Regions from separate parts of the Mus musculus genome. Here region 1 is linked to region 2. Evidence: chromatin loops called from intact Hi-C (ENCODE). Cell type or tissue: left cerebral cortex. All regions are shown on one strand.

Region 1 (4,000 bases), 340 kb after region 2:
TACACAGTGATTGCTCAGTTGGTATCTGGTGAAGGAACACAGAGATGCCTTTTATGTTTGTCTATGCGTGTGTCTTCTTTGACCTCCAGCAACATGGTAACGGGTCCCAGCCTTGTTTCTCCCAACTGCAAATAAATACATCACCTATGTGCTCCTGGCATCCCGCCAGTGACCTCTGCTCTAGTAAGTCTTTAGGCTCTGAGCGACACACAGGTGCAGCTCAGTCAGCACCTAACATGAAATATGCATAGATCAGCAAACTTTTAAAAAGATGAACTGCCTTGACCGATGTCCAAACGAAGGTTAGCAAATGTGGGAAAAGAACAGAGTAAGGGGCTTGAAGTTAAACGAAGAAAAGAAAAGAACAACAAAAAAACCCTAATAGCACTCATTCTTGTGGAAGGGGCAGCAGTATGGAAAATATGCACAGTTATATTTGAACTGCCTTAAATGAGGTGAGGGTAACGAAATCTCACATCCATGTATTAAAAACAAAAAACAACAACAACAACAACAAAAAAAAACTGCAATCACTTTCCTGGGATTAGACAGTGCCTCGGCCCCCCTCCCCCAACCTCAAGCTGTCTGTTATAGAGTCAGACACAGCCAAGGAGTCGACCTTCCCAAAAGTCTGAGGACTCTGATCCTTAAGAAGCCGCCAGCCAACTGGAACCATCCTGCACGAAATACGGTTGAGATTCCATTAAGAGCTGAGCACGCATTCAAGCCCTTTAGAGGTCTGTCCACGAGAGAATCCCAAGAGCTGAGAGAGACTAGGAGCTAATAAAGGAGAGTCTTTTCCTTAGGAGTCCTCGGCCTGTGTGTCAGTGTGACAGGCCGAGTTAACAGAAAAGCCACACATCCACATTCACTGCCAAACTGAGAATCCACCTAGCGCCGCTGCATTCTGCTTTTTTTCTTTTTCCCTGATGGCGCAGAGTGCCCGGTGCATACATATTTTCTATTGACTGAATGGTTCAAGGATTGAATGGAGAGAAGTCGGAGACAGGAGCTTGCCCTCTACTATGAGGCAATAATGGCATTAAAAAGATGTTAGTATGTATTTGGGAGGAGTATGATTTATTTGCAGAAACGCAGAGTTCTGCAGAGGCCCGAATCCAGGCAGGGAGCTCTAGTTGGAAACGCCCTGACAACGGGAAGGGGTGGAAGCCTGAAACCTTCTTGGCCAAAAGCACCGTGGTGCAAGATCGAGGTCAAAAAGAGCTTCCCTTGAAGCATCAAGGGGCCCCCTCTCTGTCCCCAGGTCGTCCCCAGGCTAAACCCTCGTGAGCTATAAATACAACGGTCCACATGCAGCAGAGACACGGTGTTCCCTCGGCTCGCTGGGACAGATAGCATGAATTTGCCCTTTAAACGTCCCAAGCTGCAGGCACAGCCCCCAACCCACCCCTAGCTCCCGGAAGCGTCTTCGCCCCCAATGCCCTCTGCAAAGGAGGGGGATGGAGAGGGGCTGTCCAGGGACCAGCCCAGCCAATGCGCGCTGCGCGCTCGCCGGGGTCCCTCCTCCTCTCGCGAGACGCCGAGCCGGGGATATAAGGAGGGCTGCGGTCAGGCGGGCGGTCCCTTCGCGTCGTGCAGGGACGGATTCGGGGTGGCGGTGCCTGGCCGGGCGTAGGCAAGAGCAAACGAGCGGCTCCTTGCAGGCTGTGTGCGCCCGGCTTTCAGCATGGGGGATCAGGCTTTGAGCTTTCTTAAGGACTTCCTGGCAGGTGGCATCGCCGCCGCCGTCTCCAAGACGGCGGTCGCCCCGATCGAGAGGGTCAAACTGCTGCTGCAGGTCAGGACGGCTGGGGGCGCGAGCGGGGCGCGGCAGGGCGCTGGGGGGATGCGGGGCGGGGCGCGCGCGTCAGGGCGCAGGGATGCGGGCGGGGCGCGGGGATGCTGCGGCGCGGGCGCGCGCGACGCTGCGGAAAAATCTGTGCTAGGCCGCAAGCCCGGGGCCTAGGCGAAGGGGAAGGTGCCCTCTACGCAGATACAGGTCCAGCGTCAGTGGCAGATTCCTGGTGTCGGGTGGCGCCCGCGTTGGGGTGTCTATATATGGAAACCCACCCCGAAGCTGGTCTACCTCGAGCCAGATCCTGTGCCCGGTACAGCAAGCGACATTCCATCTAAGGCCTCTTAGGCGGGCCTCACCCTTTGGCCACATCCTCTGCACCTTCTTATCTGCATCCACCCTTGACAATTGAAGCATCAGATTAATCATTGACTGGGGTTCGCTCTATGTCGCGTGCGCTGCGCTATAACTTGACATTGATTTCATTCATCTTTCCTATAACCTCTGCAAGATAGGAATCGTCCTTGGCCCGTATTCACAGATGGAGACACTGAGGCAGAAATCCAGAAGTAATATTCAGGATAAATTCAGACCGCCTTGGCCATCTTGTCCCCATATAATTTTCTCCCCGGTCATTGAAGGGGCCTGCCATCATCATCTGATCCATCTCAAAGGCAAACGCTGTTCAATGGGGAAGAGCCGTTTGGGCATTTAAACATAACACAAAATGCTCCAACAGATTGGCCACGGCAGTAGTAACTCACTAATCACTTGAATTATCTGCTTGAAAATTTTCAGACACCTACTGTTAAGACAACCTTGTCTCGGGGGACATTCGAGTAAAGCAGGGACATTGTCATCTGCTCACCATGTTAAGAGCCCTTGAGGGAGGGATCTTTATTGCCATTCCCCATAAGCCTGCAGGGAATTTCGCTCAAATGTCCTTATAATGTCGAGAAATTGGACTGCTTTTTAGCTTAGTCAAGTAACTAACATTTATTGGTATGTTCTTGGTAACTGATTTCCTGATACATTAAAAAACAATTGGAATTCTCCCTTGTCACTTGAAAGTGAAAGATGGGCGAGGAACCCTGGGCATAGCAGTGCACATTTATAATCCCAGCATTTGGGAGGCAACACAGGATGATTTTTTAGTTCCAGGCTAGCCTGGGCTATATAGGATGACCCTATCCTTTCAAAACAAAAATAAGAAAAACTGAGGAAATACAAATCCTTTTTCCCCCTCTGTCTTCCCTTCTCTCTGCCTGTCCTCTGCCACCCCTTCCTCCCTCCCACCCCAAACTAGGTCCAGCATGCCAGCAAACAGATCAGTGCAGAGAAGCAGTACAAAGGCATCATTGATTGTGTCGTGAGAATCCCCAAGGAGCAGGGCTTTCTCTCTTTCTGGAGGGGTAACCTGGCCAACGTGATCCGGTACTTCCCCACTCAAGCCCTGAACTTCGCCTTCAAAGACAAGTACAAGCAGATCTTCCTGGGAGGCGTGGATCGCCATAAGCAGTTCTGGCGCTACTTTGCTGGTAACCTGGCCTCTGGTGGGGCAGCTGGGGCCACCTCCCTCTGCTTCGTCTACCCGCTGGACTTTGCTAGGACCAGGCTGGCTGCCGACGTGGGCAAGGGATCTTCCCAGCGAGAATTCAATGGGCTGGGCGACTGTCTCACCAAGATCTTCAAGTCGGACGGCCTGAAGGGTCTCTACCAGGGTTTCAGTGTCTCTGTCCAGGGCATCATCATCTACAGAGCTGCCTACTTCGGAGTCTATGACACTGCCAAGGGTGAGAGGGGGGCTTTGGGGTGGAAGGTGTGGGGAGGGGGTTATGGAGAGAGGATTCTGTGTGATCTACCCTTCCATGATGACCTTTGTGTGTTAGTTGCCTTTCCTACCTCTGAGCTAACCTGAGTTCTGAGGAGGTAATGTGATGTGGTTTGGATAAGTTAGTAGGTAAAGGAGCCTCTGTCTCCCGTACTGGTAAATACTGTGGCTTTGAGCTACTCAGGAGGCAAAGCCTCCCTCTAACCCAACACAGCTGCTAGTCTCTCAGCTGAACTAGAAGCAAGCTCTGTGTCAATAGAGCTGTAGCTTCTTTGGATTAAGGGAAAGCGGCAGCCAACTTTGCCTGGTTGCATGTAAGGGGGCCTCGGGGGAGGAGCTGGTTCTTGTGGAAGGGCAGGGTATGGCGTTGGGTC
Region 2 (4,000 bases):
CCTGGTCTACAAGAGTTGAGTTCCAGGACAGCCAGGGCCACACAGAAAAATTCTGTCTCGAAAAACCAAAAAAGGTAAAAGCACAAACCAGCATGCCCTGATAAGCTCCTTTGCCCTTTTTAAATCTTCCTTCCCACTGCTCACCGAATGTGGATTCCCCCACCATCTGTGTCCTGTGGTAGCTACAAGCATCATCTTCCATAGGTAATCCTCCCACGGAAGACTTCCTACGCAGAGGAGACCTTTCTATCCAAATCTCTACCAGGCTTTGGATGCGCGCCAGACACGCCCAGAATATCCTTCGCCAGGAGTTGGTGGCGCTAACCTTTCGGGCCGCTTACTAACTTCTTTTCAGATGCACACCTCTTATATAATGAAAAGATCCATGAAGCACTCTGAATGTCCTTTAGGTATTTAGGCAAGGCCAGCCCAAGCTCTAAACAAGCAGCTGCCTGGTCCCTCGCTAGAGATTTCGTTTGGCTTCCGTGTTTTCTATTACGAAAACAGCTGCGTCTTAGAAATAAAAAGCAATGTCGACAGACCAGAAATGATTACTGTTAAATATTTGCTTGTCACATGAAAGCGACGCTGGTGTCTGAGTTCCCCTACCACACAGCTTGACTCCTGGCTCTAGGATTCGGGGCTGTGGGAATTGAGGCCGGGTCAGCGAGTCTCTGGGACGGGTTGAGCCCATCCTGGGCGGATTTCGGGGCGGCAGCACTTACCCCGGGTTCCCCGAGTATCTCAAACTTCTCCTTGCAGCCATCCTACCGTTCCCAAAGGCAGGGACTCCAAACTCGCGCCTAGCCGGTCTTGCTCTGAACAGCCAATCAGAGCCTAGTCCTCGCTATGCTCCGCCTTTTCCGGGGCGGGGCCAGAGAGCGTCCTGGGCGAGAGCACGATGAAATCCAGGCCTGGAAAACACCCAACAGCGGAGCGGAGTCCAAAGCAACCGGCTTAGCTGCTGCAGGCTGTCTCTCCCGCTCTCGCTCCGTTCCGTAAATTTAGAACTCCCCGGCCTCGTGGGCGGGTAAATGACCCGGAGCTGGTGTGGGTGTGGGTGGACCCGAGCCAGCCGCCAGCGGATCCAAAACTCCAGTGCTTCCGGGCGGGCTGTTAGTTGATGGACTACTGTCAAATCCTTCGCATTGCTAAATGCAGATGCCGCTTTTAGCTCCCTGTAGCAGCTCACTGTTGAACGCGACACGTTATTTGTCCTCCCTTCCAGGTCCTTCGTAAAGCGGGAAGGTCCCTTCTGGATCCATACTCACGATTCTTTTGTTTTTACATTTTTCTTGTGGTACAAAAGAATGAAAAATTGATTTAAAGGGATCAAAGATATAAGAAGTAAAAAAAACGGCCAAACTCAGAAGAAAACTGAATCAAGACGTTGGACTTGGCAATGAATTTTTTTTTAAGATTTATGTGTATCGATGCAAAATGTTATATATTTATTATATATACGCATATGTATGTATATATACACACACACACACGCATATATATATACACATCCGTGGTCCCAGTGGAGGTCAGAGGAGGGCATCAGATACCCTGAAACTGGAGTTACAGATAGTTATGAGGCTGGGAAACTCTGAGGTCTTTGGCAAGAGGCTCCAAATGGCTGAGTCATCTCTCCAGCTCCAACAATGATTTCTTGATTAACCTAAAACACAGTGGTAATGAGAAAGGCCAGAAATGGGGGTGATGGGAGAGATAGATGGTTGTGTAAAAAAGGTGGATGTATTTAAACACTTAAAATGACTGGAATAAAAAGCTGAAATGTCCAATTTTATGTTATAAATTTTATCACAATAAAAATATGAATACAAGCTAGGCAGTGGTGGTGCTTGCCTTTAGTCCTAGAGGCAGAAGCAGGTAGCATGGCCTACAGAGTGAGTTCCAGGACAGCCAGGCCTACACAAAGAAACCCTGTCTCCAACAAAGGGTATTTAACACTGTAAAAATAAAACATAGACACCTATATTACTGAATCAGAACATAAAATGTAACAGTTCTCTCAGACTCTTCCATGAATGGCCCTTTTCACAAACCATACGGTTTTTTTTATTTGTCTTTAGCATTTTTATGCTTTTCAGCCTCGATATGCCTCTGTGTATAATCATTGTATATTTCTATCTCTATAAATAACGTTTGGTAGGTTTTCTGCAAGTATCCTAACCAAAGCCATAATTTTTAAAGTGTCCACATCTGCATGCAGCTGTAGTTCATTCATGCTGCCTTTGGAATTCATTAAGTAACTATTTGCATCGCTTTTATTCCTCTGTGCTATGGGTACATCAATGTTTTCTATTTACTATTCCCGACAGCACATCACCAGGAATTCTTACGCACATCTTCCAGGGCACTTGTCTGTGAGTATCTAGGGTCAGTAGAGATACCATGTAAGATGTAGTCGTGGTCAGCTTTGCATGACACCAGGTTTTGTACATTGTTTTGTGAACTGTAGACTGTTTTCTTTACCCCTCCCTCCACTCTGCCTACTCAGTAAGTTCTAAAGAGTTTCACATCTCCTGTCTACTGAGATGAAACGCTTGTGTTTATGACGTGCGTTTCCCTCAAGGTTATTTCTGTTTCCTCGTCATCGAAAGGTGTGCGTCCTCAATTACCCAGAAACCATCTGGATGACTGCCAGAGGAGGGCAGATCACCTTGTGGGTATTGCAGGAAGTTCCTCATGGATGGGTAGAAACGGGCTTCCTGGAAGCATGGAAAACTGGCATACTATAGAGAGCAGAGGTAACTCCATTTTCTGGGAAGGGAGATGTGGATAAACCTTTTATGCTTTGGAGTTGGGGAAAAAAGAAACCACTCGGGTGCTCAAACAGGAAGGGGACTCCTCCCTCAGTGGAAACGAGCAAAACTCATCCAGATAGGTTTAAATCATTAAAGTTCTGAGTTTGTGTCACGGAGACGTCCAAGGATAGGATGCCTGTCACGCTGCTTTCTCTGTTTGATCCCAAGTTTCTAGAGGTCACTGGAGCTCTGAGGACATTGTCTTGACCTTTCATCAACCTTAACCTCAGGCTGGGTTCTATACCACCACCACTTCCACCACCTCCACCAGAACCAGCACCTGGATTTGCTCTGACCCGGGCACTGTTCTAAGTGTTTAATTTCTATCAGCTCATTGAATGCTCTAAGTAGCCCTCTGTGGTGGGTACCATAACCCCATTTTATGTCTATCAACACTAAGGAACAGCCCCATCAGTAGCTAACAGATCTGCCTGCCTTTTCTTGAGCCAAGGCTCTGGATCAGGTCTGTACCTGGCAGCTATGCTGTGTTTCAGGTTTGAATTCCACCATTCATTCATTCATCCATCCATCCATCCATCCATCCATTCATTCATTCATTCAGTGTGAAAGCCCAGAATCCTCAGGAAGAGGCCCAGCATACATGTGCCTGTCTATGTTGCTCAAGCTTTTTCATAGGCCCTATGCATGCTAGGTAAGCACTCTACAATGGTGTTACCTCCCAGGCCCCCTTTTTGCTTTTAATTTGAAAGGTATTCCCACTTAAGTTGCTCAGGCTGCCTTTGAACTTGTGATCCTCCTGCCTCTGCCTCCTGACTAGCTGGGTTTACAGGCTTGGACCACCAGACCCAGTCAGAGTACTAATTGAAATGCTATTTATAAACAAACAGCTTTTGTGGGCACATAGACATGTCAGCATTAACAATCATGCTACTCAAAGCCAATTCTTGTGGCTGGAGATAGACAGTCTACTCCCTAACCTCCTGGAATCGCATAGGTTCCCCCAGGAACTGGGTGAGACAGACAATTCAAGCCCACTGCTTCCAAAGCTGAGACAGACAATTCAAGCTGGTCACAGGAAAACTAAAATCCTCATCTCCATATTTAAACACCTGGCCTCAGCTTTGCTCCACTCTATGAGGCTATTTTTCTTCAACACCCACAAAGTGCAGTGCATCTCTGGTTGAGGGAGAGAAGAACAGAGGGCAGGAGCTCTTAGGTGATGT

The links. Peaks named below come from ENCODE experiments on the same cell type or tissue, not always from the same donor. Only the 100,000 strongest peaks of a DNase experiment are listed, where the experiment ranks them.
Region 1: it touches region 2 in a loop (9-fold over the local background); 1 of 42 quality-filtered maps calls a loop at or near these places.

Annotation. Positions count from the first base shown.
Region 1 is chr8:46,208,610-46,212,609 of GRCm38, reverse strand. It overlaps Slc25a4 (solute carrier family 25 (mitochondrial carrier, adenine nucleotide translocator), member 4), which reads left to right and starts at 1,548. Exons shown (of 4, transcript NM_007450.5): 1 at 1,548-1,798; 2 at 3,102-3,588. The coding sequence starts at 1,688. In left cerebral cortex, no CTCF peak of the experiment used is centred here; DNase peaks (open chromatin) are centred at 1,526, 1,934, 2,634, 3,302 and 3 more places; H3K4me3 peaks cover 3,326 bases; H3K27ac peaks cover 3,508 bases.
Region 2 is chr8:46,548,853-46,552,852 of GRCm38, reverse strand. It overlaps Cenpu (centromere protein U), which reads right to left and starts at 784. Exons shown (of 13, transcript NM_027973.4): 1 at 726-784. The coding sequence starts at 766. In left cerebral cortex, no CTCF peak of the experiment used is centred here; DNase peaks (open chromatin) are centred at 320, 947 and 1,561; H3K4me3 peaks cover 1,270 bases; H3K27ac peaks cover 412 bases.